Linked DNA regions of Homo sapiens: region 1 is linked to region 2. Evidence: read pairs that join two places in POLR2A ChIA-PET (ENCODE). Cell type or tissue: GM12878. All regions are shown on one strand. Each heading gives the region's core, and the rest is flanking DNA. Links, peaks and the distances in the headings are about the cores only. Region 1 holds the start of RBPMS2 (RNA binding protein, mRNA processing factor 2). Region 2 overlaps OAZ2 (ornithine decarboxylase antizyme 2).

Evidence for each region. ChIA-PET counts read pairs that join two places held together with the same protein. Peaks named below come from ENCODE experiments on the same cell type or tissue, not always from the same donor. Only the 100,000 strongest peaks of a DNase experiment are listed, where the experiment ranks them.
Region 1: POLR2A ChIA-PET joins it to region 2 with 10 read pairs; 3 of 35 experiments call an interaction of 5 or more read pairs at or near these places.

What each region holds. Positions count from the first base shown.
Region 1 is chr15:64,773,822-64,779,191 of GRCh38, forward strand. It overlaps RBPMS2 (RNA binding protein, mRNA processing factor 2), which reads right to left and starts at 1,768. Exons shown (of 8, transcript NM_194272.3): 1 at 1,412-1,768. The coding sequence starts at 1,498. RefSeq lists enhancers at 1,629-2,475, 2,476-3,321 and a silencer at 1,944-2,193. In GM12878, for the core only: no CTCF peak of the experiment used is centred there; no DNase peak of the experiment used is centred there; H3K4me3 peaks cover 1,152 bases; H3K27me3 peaks cover 560 bases.
Region 2 is chr15:64,692,961-64,698,330 of GRCh38, forward strand. All of the region lies in intron 1 of OAZ2 (ornithine decarboxylase antizyme 2), which reads right to left. Among named protein-coding and RNA genes, the nearest start is that of OAZ2, 7.6 kb to the right of the region's middle. In GM12878, for the core only: no CTCF peak of the experiment used is centred there; no DNase peak of the experiment used is centred there; H3K4me3 peaks cover 830 bases; H3K27ac peaks cover 1,082 bases.

The sequences.
Region 1 (5,370 bases), core at 316-5,315, 81 kb after region 2:
TCAAGGGAGATTCTAACAGCCAGGTAGAGTCAGGATGGGGGCAAGATCCCCAAAGCCAAGGGCCTTTTGGCATCAAGGTACAAGGAGGGCAAGGCCTCTGGAGCCCAAACAAATCCACCACACTTAAGTCATTAGTGGACAGATGTCACAGTTGTATATTCTTCCCTTCCCCTTCCGCCAAAAAGTGGAGATCCAAACCTAGATTGTCATCGACTGGGGCTGGCTGAAGGTCTCTGAATAGCCGAGTGGGAGCTGGCGGCGCTGAGCCCAGCCCAGCCGAGGGCCACCGGCGCCATTCTGCACCAACCCCCAGCACAAGGGGAGGAGGCAACACCAGTCCACACCAGGGGCTCTGCGGTTTCTCCCCCAGGCCAAGGGGAAGGGCGCCCAAGGTGGATAACCAGCCCTTGGTTTCCTGGGCGAGAACATGCCAGGGCAGGGGCAGGAAGGCTCTCTCACCCCTAGAATGACGCAGCAGAGGCCAGAGGCCCTGCGAAGCCTGTCCCCTTCTACTCCAGTTCTTGTCTCCGCCAGCCTAGCTCCTCGTCCCTATTCACTGATATCTTTGAGGCTTTTATCCAGCACCCCACCCCGCACACACATCCTCCCTACCATCCATTAACCACCCAGCTGCTGGTGGTTCCACGGAGCCGCCTTACACTCCCTCCCTTTCGCACATGGCCGGTGGACGAGATGATTTCGCCCCTCCTGGCAGGATCCCACCCAGGCCAGCTTTGGGGTCCTGGCTTGGTTGCCAGGACAAACCCAGAGAGAGGAGAAGGACGAACTGAGTGTCTTTAGTCATCTTCCAAACTAATTAAATTGTGGGCTCACCTCTGCCAAAGCCCAGGTTCTGGGGCTGTGAAGAAAGCCCGCCCACCCCCATGACAACAGCTCGCAGGAACCGAGGAGCCGGCCGGCCCAGGCCTCCAAGGTCACGGGGAGGGGGTCAGGGCGGAAAAGGCAGTGGAGTGAGGGTGCCGCCCTCGGGCCGTGCTAATCCCGCTCCGCTCCGTGCCGCCGAGGCGGGGTCCTGGCCACGCAGGAGGTGCGCCTCGGAGGAGGGCGGCGAGCGGCTACGGGGTGGGGAGCAAGGGGCGCGCGGGCGGCAGGCATGGAACGGACGCGGCGCATCTCGCCCACCGCGGGACGCCCGGACGGCGGCCGGCGCGCGCGGCCCGCCTCGAGCCCGAGAGGGCGGGGAGACAATGCCTGTCCGGCGGGGCAGTCCAGGCCGCACGCTCCCGCCCGCGGACACGGGCCGCTCCTACCCGGGCGAGAGGGCAGCGGCGGGAAGGCGCCGGGAGCGATGGCCACCCCGGCCCCGCGAGGCGCGGCAGGCCCCGCTCGCCCTCTCCCGCGCCCGCCTGGCGTGCGCTTCACCCGGCAAGTCCCGGGGCCACAGACCCACCTCCTCCTCCAGGGCGCCGCCGGAGCCCGCGCCGGAGCCGGTGCCGGTGCTGCCGCCGTGCTCGCCGTCCGGCTTCAGGTTGCTCATGGTGCGGGGGAGGGGGCGGCGGGAAGGAACGCGAGGGCGAGCGCGGCGCCGGCCCCGCGGGAAGTGGGAAGGGGCGCGGGGAGCGGTGCGCTCGCGGGTGCGGAGCGGGTGGCGGGGGACCCACGGGGCAGTGAGAGGGGCAGCCTCCGCGTCGGGCCAGGGTCACATCAAGTTTGGCGGGTGCGGAAGGTGGGGAGGGGGTGCGGCGGGGGAGGCAGTGGGAGCCGGAGGGGCCGCCGCCTCCGCCTTTTCACTGCGACCGGCGAGTGCGCCGCGGCGGCGGCGGCGGCGGCAGCGGCGGCGGGGGGCGGGCGCCGGGGGAGGGGGCGGGCGCCGGCGGCGGGGGGCGGGGCCGGAACCGGCCTCAGCTGGGGCCCGGCCAGCCCCCTCCCCCGCCCGCCGCGCGGTCTCCGGGGGAACGCGCAGCCAATCCCCACCGCCCACCGTGGGCTCGCCCCGGCCCCGGCCGCGGGGCGCCGGCCTCCGGCCGGGCCTTTCCCCTCTCTCTCGCCTGGGTCAGCGCTCTCCCTCTCTCCTCTTCCCCCGCGCCCTTCTCCACGGCGAGTTTTTAAACTTTGATGAACTCGCCCGGCGAACTTTCTTAAAGGGGCCGCGCGCTGCGCGCCCCAGCCCGCGGGAGGTGGAGCCCCGTGCCCCGCACCCAGCGCCCCGGTCCCTGGGCGGCCCTGCCCGGGCGGCCTCGCGCTTAGGGCACCCGCAGCGAGGTTTCCGGGCCGTCGACTCCCCTTGTATCTTGATCTAGGGTTTTGGGGTTCCCGACGCACTCATTCTGCCCCTAAATCCAGTCGCGCAGACCTCAGCTCCGGGGGACCGAGTTCTGGGGGTGATGGCCGGGGGGAGGGGGTTGGGAGACACCTGAGCTTTGGCCCGGGCTGGGCGCTGTTTTGCTGAGTGACCTTGAGGAAATCACTTCCCCTCTCTGGCCTCAGGCTCCCAGCCCAGAGGGTGGGACTTAGGATCTCAAACTCCCTTCCCACTCCCAGTCACTATCTGAATAGGACTTAGGTGGGGATTCGAGTGTTGGGACCCCAATGGTCATTAGCGAGGGCTGCCTCGAATGACCAAGAAGGTTCTGTTGCCCACCTTGCCCTCAACACGCCTGGCTTTCGGGTCTTCTCGCTCCTCCCCCGACCTCAGTGCCCCTCACACCTTTCCCTGCCTCCTATTCTGAGCCCGAAGGCTGGGGACGGATGTAATAGCCTAGAGGCTGGGGGAGGTGGGGGAGGTCGTCGTGACTCCCCCCGCACCCCCGCGCAGGTCAGTAGGGCGCGGCCTCTGGGTCGGTTTTCTCTTCTATTTGAAAACCCAGCCGATGGGGGCCCGCCCTGCTGCCACAGTAGAAACCCGCACCCACCTCGGGGAGCGCTGGAAGCGCTGCAGCCTGAATCCGGCAGAGCCGCGGGAGAACTGGGTCCCTCCTCAGTGCCCCTTCTCCTGGACGGGGCGGAGGTTGCGGTGACCCGAGATCTTGCCATTGCACTCCAGCCAGGGCAACAAGAGCGAAACTCCGTCTCAAAAAAAGAAAAGAAAAAAGAAAAGCTGGATTTGCAGTCACGGACTGGTTAGGATCCCAGACCGTGGACAAGTGCCTGAGCCCCCAGAACCTCTGTGTGTCGACCTCCTGAATTAGGTAGGACTAGCACCACAGGATCACTGTGCTGTGGCTTAGTCTTCCCAGTAAATTATAATCTCCATCCTGACCTGCCATCTCACAGATAAATTGAGGCCTAGAGATGGGCAATGTCTTTCCAATGATATACTCATTCCTTTAGTAAATAATTATTGAGCACCTACTGTGGGCTGGGGACCATTTTCTGCTGGTGGCAAGGCCAAGAGCACCCTGGTTTCCCATCAGCCCTGTTGCCAACACTTGGCTCAGGCCCTATGAAGAGGGAGCTGCTGCCTGTAGGAGCCAGACCTTTACCCAGAGTTTTTAAGATGCCTCCAGCCTCAGGCATCTCCAGATAGAACCAACCTTGGGAACCCTCAGATACCCCTACCATCCTCCACAGGCCTCAGTCCAATCTGGCTGTGGGCTTGATCACCATCCCCTCCCCTAGAATAGGTCTTCCTATCAGGTTTGTCTCTAACTTTGGCCCAGGAATACTCTTCCTCTTCCTCTTCCTCCCCCGCTCCCCCTAATCAATCCAAAATCTTCCCTTCCCTCAAGATCCTGCCTTTCCCATGCTTTTTCCAGGAGAAGGAGCCTGGCCAGATTTCTGAACTCAGCCATTATATGGTTAATTTGAATTTTTCAAAGAAGAGCCTCTCATCTTGTAATTCTGGTCACCCTTCTTCTCCATTCTGGTCTCTGTTTTCTCCATAGATGGGAGAGCTAAGGCCCAAAAAGGTGACAAATGACACAGGGGCCACAACTGACCCCCATCACTACATTTCTTTTCTTTTTTCATTTTTTTTTTTTTTGTTTTGGGGGCTTTTTTGAGATGCAGTCTTGCTCTGTTGCCAGACTGGAGTGCAGTGATGCGATCTCGGCTCACTGCAACCTCCACCTCCCAGTTTCAAGCTATTCTGCCTCAGCCTCCTGAGTAGCTGGGACTACAGGAACGCACAACCACGCCCAGCTAACTTTTGTATTTTTAGTAGAGACGGTTTCCCCATGTTGGTGAGGATGATCTTGATCTCTTGACCTTGTAATCTGCCCCCATCAGCCTCCCAAAGTGCTGAGATTACAGGCGTGAGCCACCGCGCCCGGCCTTCTTTTCTTTTTTTAGAAAAAAGATCTTGCTCTGTCACCCAAGCTGGAGTGCAGTGGCACAATCACAGCTCACTCCAGCCTTGAACTCCTGGGCTCAAGTGATCCTTCTACCTCAGCCTCCCAGGTAGCTGTGATTACAGGTGCAACACCACGCCCAGCTAATTTTTTTTTTTTTTTTTTAAGAGACTGGCCTCTCATTATGTTGTCCCAAGCTGGTGTTGAACTCCTGGGCTCAAGTGATCCTCCCACCTTGGCCTCCCAAAGTGCTGGTATTATAGGCGTGAGCCACCACACCCAGCCTGTATTTCTTCTTAAGTTCTTCATAATTTGTAGTAAATGCTTACCCCTTATTAGACTGCCATTACTTATTTAACCTGTCTCTTGTTAGATATTTGTATTATTTCCAGTTTATTTTCTCTTTTGCCTTCATAGGCAAACTTTATATGAGGATTCTTTTTTTTTTCTTTTTCTTTGAGACGGAGTCTCACTATGTCACCAGGCTTGAGTGCAGTGCATCCTCCATCTCCCAGGTTCGAGCAGTTCTCGTGCCTCAGCCTCCTGAGTAGCTGGGATTACAGGTGCCTGCCACCACACTCGCTGTCACACCTGGCTAATTTTTGTATTTTTAGTAGGGACAAGGTTTCACCGTGTTGGCCAGGCTGGTCTTGAACTCCTGGCCTCAAGTAATCTGCTCACCTTGGCCTCTCAAAGTGCTGAGATTACAGGCATGAGCCCGCCCTCTTATATGAGCATTCTTAATGCCTCAGAAAGTTTCCTGTATGTGTGACCAGCCCTTAAGCACTTTGGAGGCAACAACTGTCTTTTCCCTCTCTGTGCACCCCTATGGCCCCTGAAATGGCAGAATCTCCAATCTCACATGGATTTGGAGATCATATAAACACAAAGCTCCCACCCAGCCCGCACCTTCATGAGTAGTCAGGCGTACCCATTGGTGCTGACCAGAAGCTGATGTGAAAGAGGCTAGAGAGAGGAGTTTGGGGTGTACAACTCTTTCAGACATCTGAAGGGTAGGAACTTATATCTCTGTCTCCCCAGCTATGACCTAGTAGTGTAGCCTCTAGTAATCTCTTCAGTGCCCCAGGCCTCCCCCACTGTCATGCTCCATATCACCTCT
Region 2 (5,370 bases), core at 109-5,108:
TGTGCTGGGTGCAGGCTATGTGCTGGGAGAGGAGGATACGTGCTATGACCTGAGTAAAGAATCCAATAATCAGACAGATTATAGCAGGTAAAAGGCTCCTAAAAGAGCTGTCACCTTACTGGCCACCTTGATTTTCGGATGGACCCAACAGGGCTGTAGATCTGCTCAACTGTCTTTGAATCCAATTTAGTGGTTCCTTAGACTGAGATGTAGTTCATTCCCTAGGCCAAGGGCAAGTGAAACAGAGAAGGAGGTAAATTGTGTGTGTGTGTACACACCACGACTCAGCAACAGGCCTGTTCCCCAGCCACCACACATCAGCCTCAGAGCAGCTGGAATGCACTGGATACATTTAGCGGGTATTGCAGTGGTGTGCTGGGGCCAGCTCACACAATCGTGCACATCTCTTGCCAAATATGTGTTTAATGATGTCATGTTGGTAGCCTGAATTGGCCAAAGGAGGAGTATTTACACTGCGAAAGTCCCCAAATGCTGTAAGTCAGGGCTTTTTTTTCCCTGAAAGCCATTGTAAAACGGTGTGAGGTAACTATTCTTCACACTGTCCTTTGCTTTATATAGCATGGCATGCCAATTTTGGATTCTTCTAAATGAAGAGCAACAAAACTGAATTCACACCTAACATGGCAATGGTACAGTAACCAAAGGGGCAGTCCTATTAGCAGAACTGTATCTGCACTCCAGCTGAAAATGCAAGTCCAAACCCGTCACTGCTCAGCTCCTAGGGTCTGTTCTCTCAAAGATTTCAACTGGGGGCCTACAAGTATACTTGGAAATTTCTTTGAGAAATGGATTTCCCAGGGAAGTGTCCATGGGTGAGGAGCAGCATCAGTATCTAGGGGTGCACTTTGGGAGGCCGAGGAGGGAGGATCACTTGAGCTCAGGAGTTCAAGACCAGCCTGGCCAACATGGCGAAACCCCACCTCTACTAAAAGTACAAAAATTAGCCGGGCGTGGTGGCAGGTGCCTGTAATGCCAGGTACTCAAAAGCCTGAGGCAGAAGAATTTCTTGAACCCAGGAGGTGGAGGCTGCAGTTAGCCGAGATTGTGCCACTACACTCTAGCCTGGGTGACAGAGCCAGATTCCTCCCCCCCAAAAAAAAAAAAAAAAAATCTAGGGGTGTAACCACATATCTACCTCTTCCCTCCTCTGGAAAACCTCAGGTCATCCTCACCTCCTCCACTCTCGGCCTCATCAACAGCTGTTAACAGAAAAGGCTGAACTGGGCGCAGTGGCTCATGCCTGTAATCCCAACACTTTGGGAGACAGAGACGGGTGGATCACTTGAAGTCAGGAGTTTGAGAGCAGCCTGGCCAATATGGTGAAACCCCATCTCTACTAAAAATACAAAAAAATTAGCCGGGTGTGGTGGTGTGCACCTGTAGACCCACCTACTCAGGAGGCTGATGCAGGAGAATCACTTGAACCTGGGAGGTGGAGGCTGCAGTGAGCCAAGATTGTGCCACTGCACTCCAGCCTGGATGACAGAGCGAAACTTCAGCTCAAAACAAAAACGGCCAGGCGTGGTGGCTCACGCCTGTAATCCCAGCAGTTTGGGAGGCCAAAGTGGATGGATCACCTGAGGTCAGGAGTTTGAGACCAGCTTGGCCAACATGGTGAAACCCCGTCTCTACTGAAAACACAAAAATTAGCCGGGTGTGGTGGAGCGTGCCTGTAGTCCCAACTACTAAGGAGGCCGAAGCAGGAGAATCGCTTGAACCCGGGAGGTGGAGGTTGCAGTGAGCCAAGACCACGCCACTGCACTCCAGCCGGAGCAACAAGAGCAAAACTCTGTCTCAAAAAAACAAAAACAAACAAAAAAACAGAAAGGGCTTAACAGAGGACTATGCTACTGTTTTCAAGGACAGGAGTTATTTTCTGCTGGGGACAATGAGCTATTGTGATTCCCCCTTCCAATGTGTTAAGGGGCAGAATAACAGTGTCCAGACTAGAAAAAATAAGACAAGAGTTTGGTGAGGGGAGTTTCCCCAAGCAAATGCACACACATGCACCACATCATATGATTCCGTTCTCATTCCCCAATGATCACTTCTCTGTGCTGAGGTTCCTGCAGGGGCATAAGGAGGGCTGGACCACGGGAGAAAGCTGGTTTGCTTCTATTGGTCAGTGGAGCTACCCAAAGATGGGGCAAACCCCTCTGGGATAGACAGATTATCATCTTGTATACAGAGAATTAATTAGGTTCACAAAATAACCCTATCAATCACCAAGCCCTTGCAATTCTAGAATTCTGGTGCCAGGCTCCTACTTCCAAAGGAATTATTCCTCAAATGGTCTTTAGATGAGCGAGCTGCATTCAACCTCTGCCCTGCATCCCAACTACCATCTTGATTCTTAGCTAATTTTTACTTGCAAACAGCAGAAGCAATGGGCCAACTCACTGAAAAGACAAGAATAAAGTGAGGATTTTTTTTTAGACCATAATACCCTTTGTCTTCCTAGAAGTAATCCCTGGAGCCTGCCTGCCCTGTGTCCAGCACTAATCTATGAGCTTGTGATATTTCTTTCTTTAAGCTAGTCATATTTAGCAGTGGGGCTTGTGATATTTCTGGTTTCCTGATCTCTCTCCTCTTCAAATAAACGCAAGATATCTACGCCATGGTAACATGTCATTTACTTCCCCATTCTCACATACAAGGATCCTGGAGGCTCTCTGCTCCTCCCCCATAAATCTGCGCAGATAAGCAAGTGTGTGTGTGAGTGGGGGTGGAGGGGTGTTTCAAGCCCCCACTCTGGGAACTAGTTCCAGTTCCCTAAAAGAAACAGCTGGGGTTTGCGATAAGTTTAGTAGACAGTAGATCACAATAATTATCTTCATCGTCCACATAAAGCATCTGTTATTAGTTACTTGCTGTGAATGGCAAATTGCTTCTCTTCCAAAAAACCTGTCATTTCTGAAGTGAGAAAGGAAGGGGGATGGGTACGTATGTGGTAGTTAAAGACATTAAGGGGCATGAAATTACCCAGTAATGGCCTTCTCTTCTGATAATGGCTTTAGTGTTCAAATGGTATTGAAGCTACGCCACCAAGCTCATTAGGAATAATGAATCCTGGAAGAATTTAAGCACAACAGACAGTGACTTCTAAACACAAGTCTTCCTATCATAAGATCCAAACCAGGTTGGGTTTCATATTCAGTTTAGTCTTGTTTCTAACTGGCTCCTATCCCCAGCTTTTTCCAATCCTTCCTCACCTCCTGGTCACACCACTTGAGGGCAGGCATTGTTTAATCTCAACCACCTAAAGGATGATTTAAGAAACAGGCTGGGCATGGTGGCTCATCCCTGTAATCCCAGCACTTTGGGAGGCTGAGGTAGGAGAATTGCTTGAACCAGGGAGGCGGAGGTTGCAGTGAGCTGAGATCGTGCCACTGCACTCCAGCCTGGGTGACAGAGCGAGACTGTCTCAAAAAAAAAAAAAAAGAATCTCAGTCCTTTTCAGAGGCTGAAAAGATCAGGCTGATTAAGGAAAATCAAATGTATCAGACCGAACCCAAACATCCAGCTGGGCTGGTCCTGCTTTGGAAGAGAAAAAAATACATATATCCCATGCCAGAAACTAAGGTGTCAGGTATCCAGCATACAAGGCAATTCGGAAGAGAGATGGAAGATTAGAGCCAATCTGTTAGTGCCTTTTATTTTCTCAGTGATAGGACATGCCCTTGGAAACACTCCTCAGAATACATATGAGTGCTACTAACATATCACATCCTGCTGCCTCTAATTTAAAGTGTCTGTGAAACTGTTGTCTGAAATGCCCTTAGCAGGTTACAATTTCACACACTGACTACAGACAGGCAGCGTATGCAGCAGATGTACAGCTGGGCAATGATGATGGTAAATAAAATTTTTATAATTCAAATGCTATTTCTAAATCTCTAGGGTACTTACTATTTAGAATTAACCTTAAGTCTCTTGATAAAAGTAAAGGATCTTCTGTTAAAGAATCACTTCCAGCCGGGCGCAGTGGCTCACGCCTGTAATCCCAGCACTTTGGAAGGCAGAGGCAGGCAGATCACAAAGTCAGGAGATCAAGACCATCCTGGCCAACATGATGAAACCCCGTCTCTACTAAAAATACAAAAATTAGCTGGGCGTGGTGGTACACGCCCGTAGTCCCAGCTACTTGGGAGGCTGAGGCAGCAGAATCGCTTGAACACGGGAGGCAGAGGTTGCAGTGAGCCAAGACTGCACCACTGCACTCCAGCCTGGCAAAAGAGCGAGACTCTGCCTCAAAAAAAAAAAAAAAAAAATTACTTCCAGCTGTCTTTAGTCAGTTTTGATTTACATACAGTTGGTCCTCTATATCCACAGGTTCCACATTCGTGGATTTGACCAACCATGGATCAAAAATACTCAGGAAAAAAATAAACAACAGCATAATAAAAAAAAGTACAAATAAAAAGAGCACTAAAACTATTTACATAGCATTTACATTGTGTTATGCATTATAAGTAATCTAGAGATAATTTAAAGTATATGGGAAGATATATGTAGGTTATATGTAAATACTACACTATTTTATATAATGGACCCTTGGATTTTGGTAAGGGGAAGGTCCTGAAAGCAATCCCCCACAGATGGCTACCAAAAGAGTACAGAGTACACAGAGAAGAGATTCCATATAAAAGTAATTCTGTGAGTAACTTCCACTTAGCTACATCTAAAAAATACTTGAATTCAAATTCTCCTTAATATACTTCTGATCATGTTTCACTTGAATCAGTAGCCTCCTTCGCTCATTCAATTCTGCACCCTTTCTCTCTGGTTTCTATTACCTGTCAGAGAAAGTCAGATGGCCTTGGTATTAGCTACCTTTTGGTATCAATTGAAGACATGAAAACCACATTCCCAACACAGTTCTACATTCATTTCCCCCTCTCAACCTCTTCTGACCCATTCTTGTCTCAGGCCCTGCCTCATAGAACACCCAAAGGTGCCCTCACTTCCCTCATACAGGTAGCTTTTACTCTGAGACTAGGAATGTCTTTGATGACTAATCCCTACGCAAAAAGATGTGCCATCACTTAGCAAAATAGAAAGTAAGAAAGGTGAGAGGGTGATGACCACCTCCAGTCTAGTGTGGCTGTAGAGGCTGATTTCCAGCTACCGATGCCCCTTCCATCTGAGAAAGGGCCCCTGGGCAGATGCCAGGCAAAAGTCATTTCACTAGGGCTATTCTGCGTTCCACAGGGACTCTTCTTGCTAAGCACAATTATAAAGAAAATGACATCACCACTCTGAATCACAGGCTGAAAGCAAAATTGGGTTTTGGTTGATTCTCCACAAGAAACACAGTTATAGTGATAGCTAGAATATCTGTGCCTTTGG